2 separate regions of the Homo sapiens genome follow, and region 2 is linked to region 1. The links are chromatin contacts, found by Hi-C or POLR2A ChIA-PET in ENCODE. All regions are on one chromosome and are shown on one strand. The core of a region is the stretch at or near the end of the contact, and the rest is flanking DNA. Distances in the headings are between cores, read along the strand shown.

Region 1 (4,950 bases), core at 529-3,028:
GTCTCAAACTCCTGAGTTCAAGCGATCTGCCCACCTCAGCCTCTCAAAGTGCTGGGATTACAGGTGTGAGCCACCACGCCCGGCCTTAAAATTCTTAAGGAAGTTTATTTGTGAGCATTTCCCCAATGCTGATATATATTGATGTTAAATCAGCCTTTTGCATATTTTATAATAAAAGACTAACATATCCAAATAAAAAGATTAATTCACAGAGACTTTTTCTGACTGTGTAAGTGAGAAATTATTCTGGCGTTTAGTCAGCCAGATTAGAAAGAGCTCTAGATTAGGAGTCTAGATTAGCTGAGATACCTAGTTCTTATTCCAGCGCTGCTCTCAAACAACCTGCTAGATCGTTAGGAGCCTTTCTGAGCCTCTGGGACTTCTTTTTTTTTTTTGAGATGGAGTTTTGCTTTTGTCGCCCAGGCTGGAGTGCAGTGGCGCCATCTTGGCTCACTGCAACCTCCAACTACCAGGTTCAAGTGATTCTCCTGCCTCAGCCTCCTGAGTAGCTGTGATTACAGGCTCTCACCACCATGCCTGGATAATTTTTTTGTATTTTTAGTAGAGACAGGGTTTCACCATGTTGGCCAGGCTTGTCTCGAACTCCTGACCTCAGGTGATCCACCTGCCTCGGCCTCTCAAACTATTGGGATTACAGGTGTGAGCCACCACGCCCAGCCAACCTCTGGGACTCCTTATATTGGGCGAGAAGATTGAATTTAAAAGACTACTAATAATTGCTACTAGTGGGATAGCCAGTGGTGCTTTTGTGAAAGCACATTTAGTATCTAAGAATGGCATAAGTAGCTGTGAACATGAAGAACTGGTTAATACATTCATTGCTGTGGCTAGTACAGTCTTGAGATCATTACAGGGAAGTGGATGCTAAAATACAAAGTTCACATTTCATGAACTTGAATCATGATTGCTCTTTGGCTGAGCAATTCAAAAGGCTCTCTCAGAACAGGTTCAGTAAAGCCCACTTATATTTAATGCTGCTGGAGAAGAAAAGTGAAATGTCATGAAAGATATACTGAAATTAACCCAAGGCAGACCCTTTGCTATTTGCAGGTCTATAGTAGGACCATTTTACTTACTAGCTTTGTTCTGTGACCTTATAAGTGTCTCTTGAGCTTCCAGCACTCGATTTTTCCCTCAGATACATTTCCCCTGTACTGCTTATCTTGTAAAATTAACTACTGTGTAACAGATGTATGAGCCAAAGCTAATTTTATGAGAAACTTGAGTGAAAGGAAATCAATCTTTCAAGGTCCCTGAAGTCCTAAGATCATAAAGAAAAGGCTAAAGAAGTAGTTTCTGGCTTTTTGCTTTTGATTTCCTTCTTAGTTTCAGTTTTCTTTTTCTGAATCTCTCTCCCCAGATCTTCCCTGGCATATATAGATGCTCATAAACAAAACAATGACAAACACTGGGCTGTTAGAAAGGTCACAGCCCTGGCTGCCAAAAGACACAGTCAGGCTTGCTTGTTAGTGGAAATTTACAAATGATAATGCGCTGCCACTTTTGCTTTAAGAGCTACTCCCACTTGGGGACCTGAAACTGTAGTCTCCAACACAGCAAAAATTGACTAATTATTTGATTTACCGGGAGGAGCCCTACTGATCAAGTTCATTTACAGTTATTAGTTCATTCTACACACTGTCACAGTTTACTTTTGGCAACCACAGAAACTTAGTACTTTCAAGTGGCAAAAATTATATTATTGTTGAGTTACAAAATCATGGGCTATCCCCATTACCGTAAACCTAATCTTAACTCATGCTGAAGTTTAAAATTCTAAATTGTTTTCAGTTTTCCTCCTGGTTATGAGATTTTGTGTGTGTATGTGTTATGTAAAACACAAATCTAATGACTGTTTTGAAAAGATCTAGGCAAAGGGTCATGACAACAATTCAGCTATTTAGCACAACTCTCTGTAAACAAATCACCAGAGAAAGGCTTAAAGTGAAGTAATAATTCCGGCTCATTGTCAGTGAATAAACACCAGACAGCTATAGACATGTTTAATGCATTCCTGCACTCTCTTCAAATACAAATTAATACAAAATAGCATTTTGTGACTTGAAGTAATTGCCCACATGGCTGAGCTGTGTATCTCCAGGAGCTGAATAATTTAAGCGTGGATTTATGTATGGAACATGCAATGCTCTGAATAAATATTTTGAAATGAACATTTATTTCACAGAAGAGGCAAGGAAAGTGGAGAATAAATGCTGGCAAGGGAGACACTAGACACAAGTGACAATAGTGCAAGCCAAACTGTGCTCTGCTAGAGGTGTAAACAAACTACCGCCTCAGCACCAAGGAGGGACAATTTAATTCAGATGGGAGCACAAGCATCCCAGAGAAAGGGAAGTCATGCCTGGGCTTCCCGGGAAGATGAGTATTATTTTGATTAATACAGGAGGAGGGAAGACATTCCAGTGAGAGGAATGGTGGAGGGAGTGAAATAGAACGAAAAGCATCACCTAGGATAATTCTGGGTGAGGGAAGGGTGGATGGGAATGGTAGAGGTGAAATTGTGGGGCTAGGGGCTCATTTTGAAGAGCCTTGAATGTTGTCCTAAAAAGCATGAATCCATTAAAGAAAAAAAATTTTCTTGATGACATTTTTGTATCATTTTTTAAATTGAAAAATAAATAAGGCTGGGTGCAGTGGCTCATGCCTGCAATCCCAGCACTTTGGGAGGCCGAGGCGGGCAGATCATTTGAGGCCAGGAGTTCAAGACCAGCCTGGGCAACATAGCGAAACCCCATCTCTACCAAAAATGCAAAAAAATTAGCCAGACATGGTGGCACACACCTGTAATCCCAGCTACTCGGGAGGCTGAGGCAGGAGACTAACTTGAGCCTGGGAGGCAGAGGTTGCAGTGAGACGAGATCTTGCCACTGCACTCCAGAATGGGCGACAGAGTGAGACTCCGTCTCAAAATAATAATAATAATAATGATGATAAGAATAATCATAAACATAAACATTTAAATACTATGAAAAGTAGTGAAAAATACTCGGAGAAGTAAAAAGTTAGTTTTTTTTTCTTTTTCTGTCTTTATTTTTTATTTTTGCCTTACAGATTTCTAGGAATATAAAAAAGTTTTTTATATAATAATTCCAGGCCCGGCGCAGTGGCTCATGCCTGTAATCCTAGCACTTTGGGAGGCTGAGGTCAGGAGTTCAAGACCAGCCTGGCCAACATGGGGAAACTCTGTCTCTACTAAAAATACAAAAATTAGCCAGGCATGGTGGCAGGCGCCTGTAAACCCAGCTACTCGGGAGGCTGAGGCAGGAGAATTGCTTGAACTTACAAAAAATACAAAAATTAGCCGGGCATGGTGGCACACACCTATAATCCCAGCTACTTGGGAGGCTGAGGCACAAGAATTGCTTGAGCCTGGGAGGCGGGGGTTACAGTGAGCTGAGATTGCGCCACTGCACCCCTGCCTGGATGACAGAGTGAGACTGTCTCAAAAAAAAATGTGTATATATATATATATATATATACACACATTATATATATATATATAAATATATATGTATATACATGTATATATATATATACGTGTACACATATATATATATATATATACACGTGTGTGTGTGTATATATATATATATATATATATAATGAATTCCACAATTCCAGAGATAACCATTGTTAGGGCAAATGAGTATTACTAAAATTTATTTTATTTTATTTTATTTTTTGAGTCAAAGCCTGGTTCTGTCATTGAGGCTGGAGTGCAGTGCCCCTATATTGGCTCACTGCAACCTCTACCTCCTGGGCTCAAGCCATTCTCCCATCTCATCCTCCCAAGTAGCTGGGCCTACAGGCACATACCACCACACCCAGCTAATTTTTGTATTTTTTGTAGAGATGGGGTTTTGCCATGTTGGCCAGGCTGGTCTCTAACTCCTGGCTTCAAGTGATCTGCCTGCCTCAGCCTCCCAAAGTGCTGGGATTACAGGCGTGAGCCACTGTGCCTGGCCTTGGAATTTTAATAATTATTGCTACATTTCCCTCTAAAAAGTTTGTATCTATTAATACCCTCACCAATAGTGGATGAGGTTGCTTGTTTTCCCACATATTTGCCAACATTGGATATTTTCATTCTTTTAAATCTTTGCTGGCCAGGTGCAGTGGCTCATGCCTGTACTCCCAGCACTTTGGGAGGCCGAGGCGGGTGGATCACCTGAGGTCAGGTGTTCAAGACCAGCCTGACCAACATAGTGAAACCCCATCTATACTAAAAATACAAAAATTAGCTGGGCATGGTGGCTCACGCCCATAGTCCCAACTACTCAGGAGGCTAAGGCAGGAGAATCGCTTGAATCTGGGAGATGGAGGTTGCAATGAGCTGAGATCACATCATTGCACTCCAGTCTGGGCGACAGAGCAAGGCTGTCTCAAAAAAGAAAAATCTTTGCCAATCTCATGGGAGAAAAATAACATTGAGCATCTTTTCATTTTGTGATGACCATTTGATTTCTTTGCCCCTAGTTTGAAATGTTCCCTTTATCATAACTCACCAGTGCATCCCCAGCAGCTAGCACATAGGAAGCTCTCAATAAATCAAGGAATGATCTATTGCTGCGCTTTTGAAGAAAAAAATGGCATGATCACGTCTGTGTTTTAGACCACTGTGCTGATGACAGTATAGAGAAAGGGCTGAGAACAGAAAACCATTGAATTCATGGTTTAATGTTGAAAGAAAAACTTTAGGCAAAGTCAATTTAATAGAGTATAATTGAGCAAAAAATGATTCACAAATTGGGCAGCACATCCCACCCCCAACTATGATAGGTTTAGAGAGACTTCTGGGGTGCCACGTGTTCTGACGGGATTTATGGACAGAAAGAGGAATGTGACACAGAAAATGGAAGTGAGGTACAGAAACAGCTGGATTGGTTATAGCCCTGATGGTTGTCTTAC
Region 2 (5,139 bases), core at 1,431-3,930, 250 kb before region 1:
TAAAAATTAGCCAGGCACGGTGGCACATGCCTATAGTTCTAGCTACTCAGGACACTAAGGATAACGTGGGAGAATGGCTTGAGTCCAGAAGTTCAACGCTATAGTGAGATATGATCATGCCACTGACTCCAGCATGAGTAACAGGGCAAGATCCTGTCTCTTAAAAAACAAACAACAAAATAAATAAAATAAATGTTCACAAGTTATGTGGAACTGGAACCATTGTGTACTCTTGCTGGGAATATAAAATGTTACAGCTGCTGTGGAAAACAGTATGACAGTTCCTTGAAAAATCAGAAACACAATTACCATATGATCCAGCAATCCCACTCGTGAGCATATATACTGAAATGAATTGAAAGCACCATCTCCAAGAGATCTTTGCTCTCTTGGACCTCTACTATACGGTGTATAAATATCCCATTGCTCCTAGGCTACAAACCTGTATGGCATGTAACTGTACTGAATACTCTAGGCAACCATAATACAATGTAAGTATTTGCATATCTAAACATATTTAAGTATAGAAAAGGTACAGTAAAAATTATAACCTTACGACCACTGTCCTACACTAGGTCCATCATTGACCAAAACATCGTTACTCGGTGCATGACTGTACTTGTACAATTCAACTGGTATGAGGTATTTAAAGTAGCCAAATTCACAGAAACAAAGGAGAAGGGTGGTTGCCCAGAAATGCGTTTCAGTTTTGTCACATGAAAAAGTTGTAGAGATTTGTTGCACGAGAATGTTAACATTTCTAACACTACTCAACTATATACATAAAAAATGATCAAGAAAAGAAATGTTTCGCTCATGTCTGTAATCCCAACACTTTGCGAGGCCAAGGCAAGAGGATCACTTGAGCCCAAGAGTTCAACACCAGCCCAGGCAACATGGCGAGACCCCCTCTCTATTTAAGAAAAAAAGACCAACAGTAAATTTTATGTTCTATATTTTTTTTTACCACAATTAAAAATTTTTGCAATTATTTTTTAAAGGAGTTCAGGAAATCCAAACTGTAGTTTAATGGAAGCCACTGAATTTTTTTTGAGAGGGAGTCTCACTCTGTCCGCCAGGGTAGAGTGCAATGGTGCAATATCGGCTCACTGCAACCTCCGCCTCCCAGGTTCAAGTGATTCTCCTGCTGAGTAGCTGGAATTACAGGCATGTACCACCACGCCCGGCTAATTTTTGTATTTTTAGTAGAGACAGGGTTTCACCACGTTGGCCAGGCTGGTCTCAAACTCCTGACCTCATGATCCACCTGCCTTGGCCTCCTGGGATTACAGGTGTGGCCCACTGCGCCCAGCTGCCACTGATTTTTTAGACTGAAAACAGGTGGGAGGCAGAGCAAGCATAGAAGGCTCCACTGATCATGCCCATGCCCCCGCCAACAAGGATACCAAATTAAGATCTACATAGAAAAAACACCTTCATAAAAAACAAAAATCAGGTGAGTACTCATAGTACCTGGTTTTAACTGAAACACCTTCATAAAAAACAAAAATCAGGTGAGTACTCATAGTACCTGGTTTTAACTGCGTATCACTGAAGGGAGAAACAACAGTCCTCAATTAGCAACTACGCACACTTCCTGTTCCCCCAGCCAGCAGCAAAAGGCCTGGTGCCTAGAGCCTCTCGGTGCTGAGGGAGGGACAACACAGCAACTGCAAGCCACTGAACTCAGTGCTGTCCTGTGAGAGCAGAAAAGAAAACCAGATCAAACCCAGGTGACTCCCACCCAGGGAGGGAGCATTTAAACCAGCCCTAAAGCGGAGGGCAACTGCCGATCCCAGGAGTCCCAACTTGAGTTCCCACCAGCCTCACCATGGAGGGCTACAGCACTCCATGTTTCCAAGTAAACTTTTTGGCAGTCTGAGCCGTAAGGACTACAACTCTTAACCGATTCTTAGTAATGAATGAACTGGGCACCAAGACAGTAGAGGTGGTGGGAAGGGGGACAGGAAGCAGGGAATGAGACATACTGAGACACCAGGCGGGGCAGCCAATGGAGTGCTGGCATCACCCCTTCCCCTCGACAGGCTGCACAGCTCAGGGCTCCAAGAAAGATGCCTTCCTTCTGTTTGAGGAGAGAAGGAAGAGTGGGGGGGACTCTCTTGCATCTTGGATACCAGCTCAGCCACAGCAAGACAGGGCACCGCTCAGAGTCATGAGGTCCCCTGTTCAGGGCCCTAACTCCCAGACATTTCTACACACACCCTGGGCCAGAAGACAGGAGCTGACAGCATTCATCACCTAACTGAGGAGCCCTTGGGCCCTGAATAACCAGTAGCGATATCCAAGTACTACATTGAGGGCCTCAGTTGAGCCTCTGAGACTTGCTGGCTTCAGTGAGATTCAGCACATTACCAGCTGTGGTGGCTATGGGGCAAAACTCCTACTTGAGAAAAGCTGAGGGAAAGAGTAAAGAGAACTTTGTCTTACAGCTTAGGTACCAGCACAAACACAGCAGGGTAGAGCACCAGTTGATTCTTGGGTGTCCCTAATTCTAAGACCTGACTCTTAAATGGCATTTCTGGACCTGCCCTGGGCCACAGGGGAGCCCACTGCCCTGAAGGGTGAGTCCCAGGTAACAGAGCGTTCATGACAAGCTGACTTCAGAGACACTGGGCCTTAGAGAAACATCGGTGAGTCTGGCAGTACCCCTTGTGGCCTGGGGGTGGCGGTGGCTACGAGGTGAGGTGGAAATGGGAAAAAGAGTGAGAAGTACCAGTCCTGTGGTTTGAATGCCAGCTCAGCCACAATACAAAAAGTATTGCTCTAGTATCTTAACTCCCAGACAACACTTCTGGACCCACCTGGGGTCTAGAGATCTTGCTGCCCTGAAGGAAGGATGCAGGTCTGGCTGGCTTTGCCAACTGCTGATTGCACAGCACCAGGGCCTTCAGCAAACATGGGAGGTAGCCAGAGTGCAGTTACAGCAGGCCTTGGGTGAGACCCAGCATAGTCCTAATTTCAAGACTGACCCAGCACAGTCATGGTGGCCACAGGGGTGCTTGTGTCACTCACTCCAACCCCAGCTTTAGGTGGCTCAGGACAGCGAGACCGTGTGTTTGGGAGAAAGTAAGGAAAGAGAACAAGAGTCTCCACCTGGTAATCCACAAATTATCCAGATCTTGTCCAAATCCATCAAGGTGGTACCTGTATGAGTCTGCAAGAACCACAGAATTACTGGGCTTGGGGTACCCCTAAAGCAGATACAGCTTAGATCACAATACCCAAGTTTTTTTCTTTTTGACATGGAGTTGCCCAGGCTGGAGTGCAGTGGCACGATCTCGGCTTACTGCAAGCTCTGCCTCCCAGGTTCACACCATTCTCCTGCCTCAGCCTCCCGAGTAGCTGGGACTACAGGTGCCCGCCACCACGCCCGGCTAATTTTTTTGTATTTTTAGTAGAGACAGGGTTTCACCATGTTAGCCAGGATAGTCTCGATCTCCTGACCTCGTGATCCACCCGCCTTGGCCTCCCAAAGTGCTGGGATTACAGGCATGAGCCACCGTGCCCGGCCCCAAGTTCTTTCAAATATCTAGAAAGCCTTCCCAAGAAGGACAGCTTCAAATAAGGCCAGACAGTGAAGACTACAATAAATACCTAACTCTTCAATGCCACTCAAGAACATCTACTAGCATCAACGCCATCCAGGAAAACATGACCTCACCAAATGAACTAAATAAGGCATCAGGGACCAATCCTGGAGAAACAGAGATATGTGACCTTTCAGATAAGGAATTCAAAATAGCCGTGTTGAGGAAACTCAAAGAAATTCAAGATAACACAGAAGGAATACAGAATTCTATCAGATAACTTTAACAAAGATTAAAACATGTAAGAAGACTCCAGCAGAAATTCTGGAGCTGAAAAACGCAATTGGCATACTAAAGAATGTATTAGTCTTTTGCAGCAGAATTGATGGCAGAGAAGTAAGAATTAGTGAGTTCAAACACAGACTATTTGAAAACACCCAAGTCAGGAGAAAAAAGAAAACGGAATTTCTAAAAATGAAGCATGCCTACGGGATCTAGAAAATAGCCTCAAAAGGGCAAATCTAAAGAGTTTTTGGTGGCCAGGCACAGTGGCTCACACCTGTAATCCCAGCACTTTGGATGGCTGAGGGAGGCAGATCACCTGAAGTCAGGAGTTTGAGACCAGCCTGGCCAACATGGTGAAACCCCGTCTCTACTAAAAACACAAAAAAACTAGCCGGGCATGGTGGCGTGTGCCTGTAGTCCCAGCTACTTGGGAGGCTGAGGCAGAAGAATCGCTTGAACCCGGGAGGCAGGGGTTGCAGTGAACCAAGATTGCGCCACTGCCCTCCAGCCTGAGCAACAAGAGCAAAACTCCGTCACAAAAAAAAAAAAAAAACTTCCAAATCTTAAACAAAGGCAAAAATGTTATTTCTGAGTATGAGTTTCTAATGATTCTCAAAAAAAAAAAAAAAAAGTGATCACCTTTGCAAATGTTAAATCAGTCATTGAAAACTGGTTAACAAAGGGAGAAATCAGCCATTCATCCTGACTTTCACGTAGAAATAGCAAATAAAAGTAATGAAACAGGTAATAAAAGCAAGTTTCTCCTGATACAGATAGTCCACCTAATCAAAGAAAAAAGTGACAGGATTAGTTTTGTAGCTGTTAATGTAATAAAAGCCTTAGGCAATGGCTGCTTGCTAACTATGACATTAAGTGGCACTCCAACCAACCCCATGGAAGAACACAACACAACCTATAAAACAGTCTTGCCAAGAAATTTAACCTGAATCTGATCAAGCCTCTAGATCTAGCAATAAAAGTATGGAAATACAAAAGACAAAGCATAATAATTACACAAGGATAAAATCTGCAAAATCCAGATGGGAAATCGTATGCACTAAGCAAGCCACGGAACGAGCAGTTTCTGCAACAAATAAAAAGAAAGAGGGGAACCTAGAAATTACAACAGACTTAGGAAAAAAATTAGCTATGCCGATTCAGAGGTAACTCCTAGGAAGTGAGGTTTGAAAATAAAGAGAGAAAAGAATTATGTATTGAAACAGTAACAATAACCAACAGAGATATCAATGGCTACAAACTACAGGGCAGCCAGAATTCACAGAATTAGTCCACACAGGTAGCCAAC

Evidence for each region. Hi-C counts contacts between places; a loop is a spot of excess contacts on that map. ChIA-PET counts read pairs that join two places held with the same protein, here RNA polymerase II (POLR2A). Pooled maps may share reads with other maps.
Region 2: a loop to region 1 is called in a map of naive thymus-derived CD4-positive, alpha-beta T cell, with 2.2 times the contacts of the local background. The contact joins two enhancer-like sites. A Hi-C loop is called at or near these places in 3 of 168 maps with a recorded cell type or tissue (CD4-positive, alpha-beta T cell, Calu3 and naive thymus-derived CD4-positive, alpha-beta T cell), 1 of 37 single-sample maps with no recorded cell type and 5 of 50 pooled maps. POLR2A ChIA-PET finds 5 or more read pairs at or near these places in 1 of 52 experiments (naive thymus-derived CD8-positive, alpha-beta T cell).

Annotation. Positions count from the first base shown.
Region 1 is chr2:61,669,798-61,674,747 of GRCh38, forward strand. No RefSeq gene overlaps it. Among named protein-coding and RNA genes, the nearest start is that of XPO1, 130 kb to the left of the region's middle. RefSeq lists an enhancer at 1,197-1,436. Within about 2 kb of position 1,779, at least 26 of the 41 ENCODE cell types and tissues checked have a DNase peak (open chromatin) inside an H3K27ac peak, as active enhancers do.
Region 2 is chr2:61,423,796-61,428,934 of GRCh38, forward strand. All of the region lies in intron 1 of USP34 (ubiquitin specific peptidase 34), which reads right to left. Among named protein-coding and RNA genes, the nearest start is that of SNORA70B, 9.0 kb to the left of the region's middle. RefSeq lists enhancers at 1,377-2,054, 2,055-2,732, 2,733-3,410. Within about 2 kb of position 2,681, at least 10 of the 41 ENCODE cell types and tissues checked have a DNase peak (open chromatin) inside an H3K27ac peak, as active enhancers do.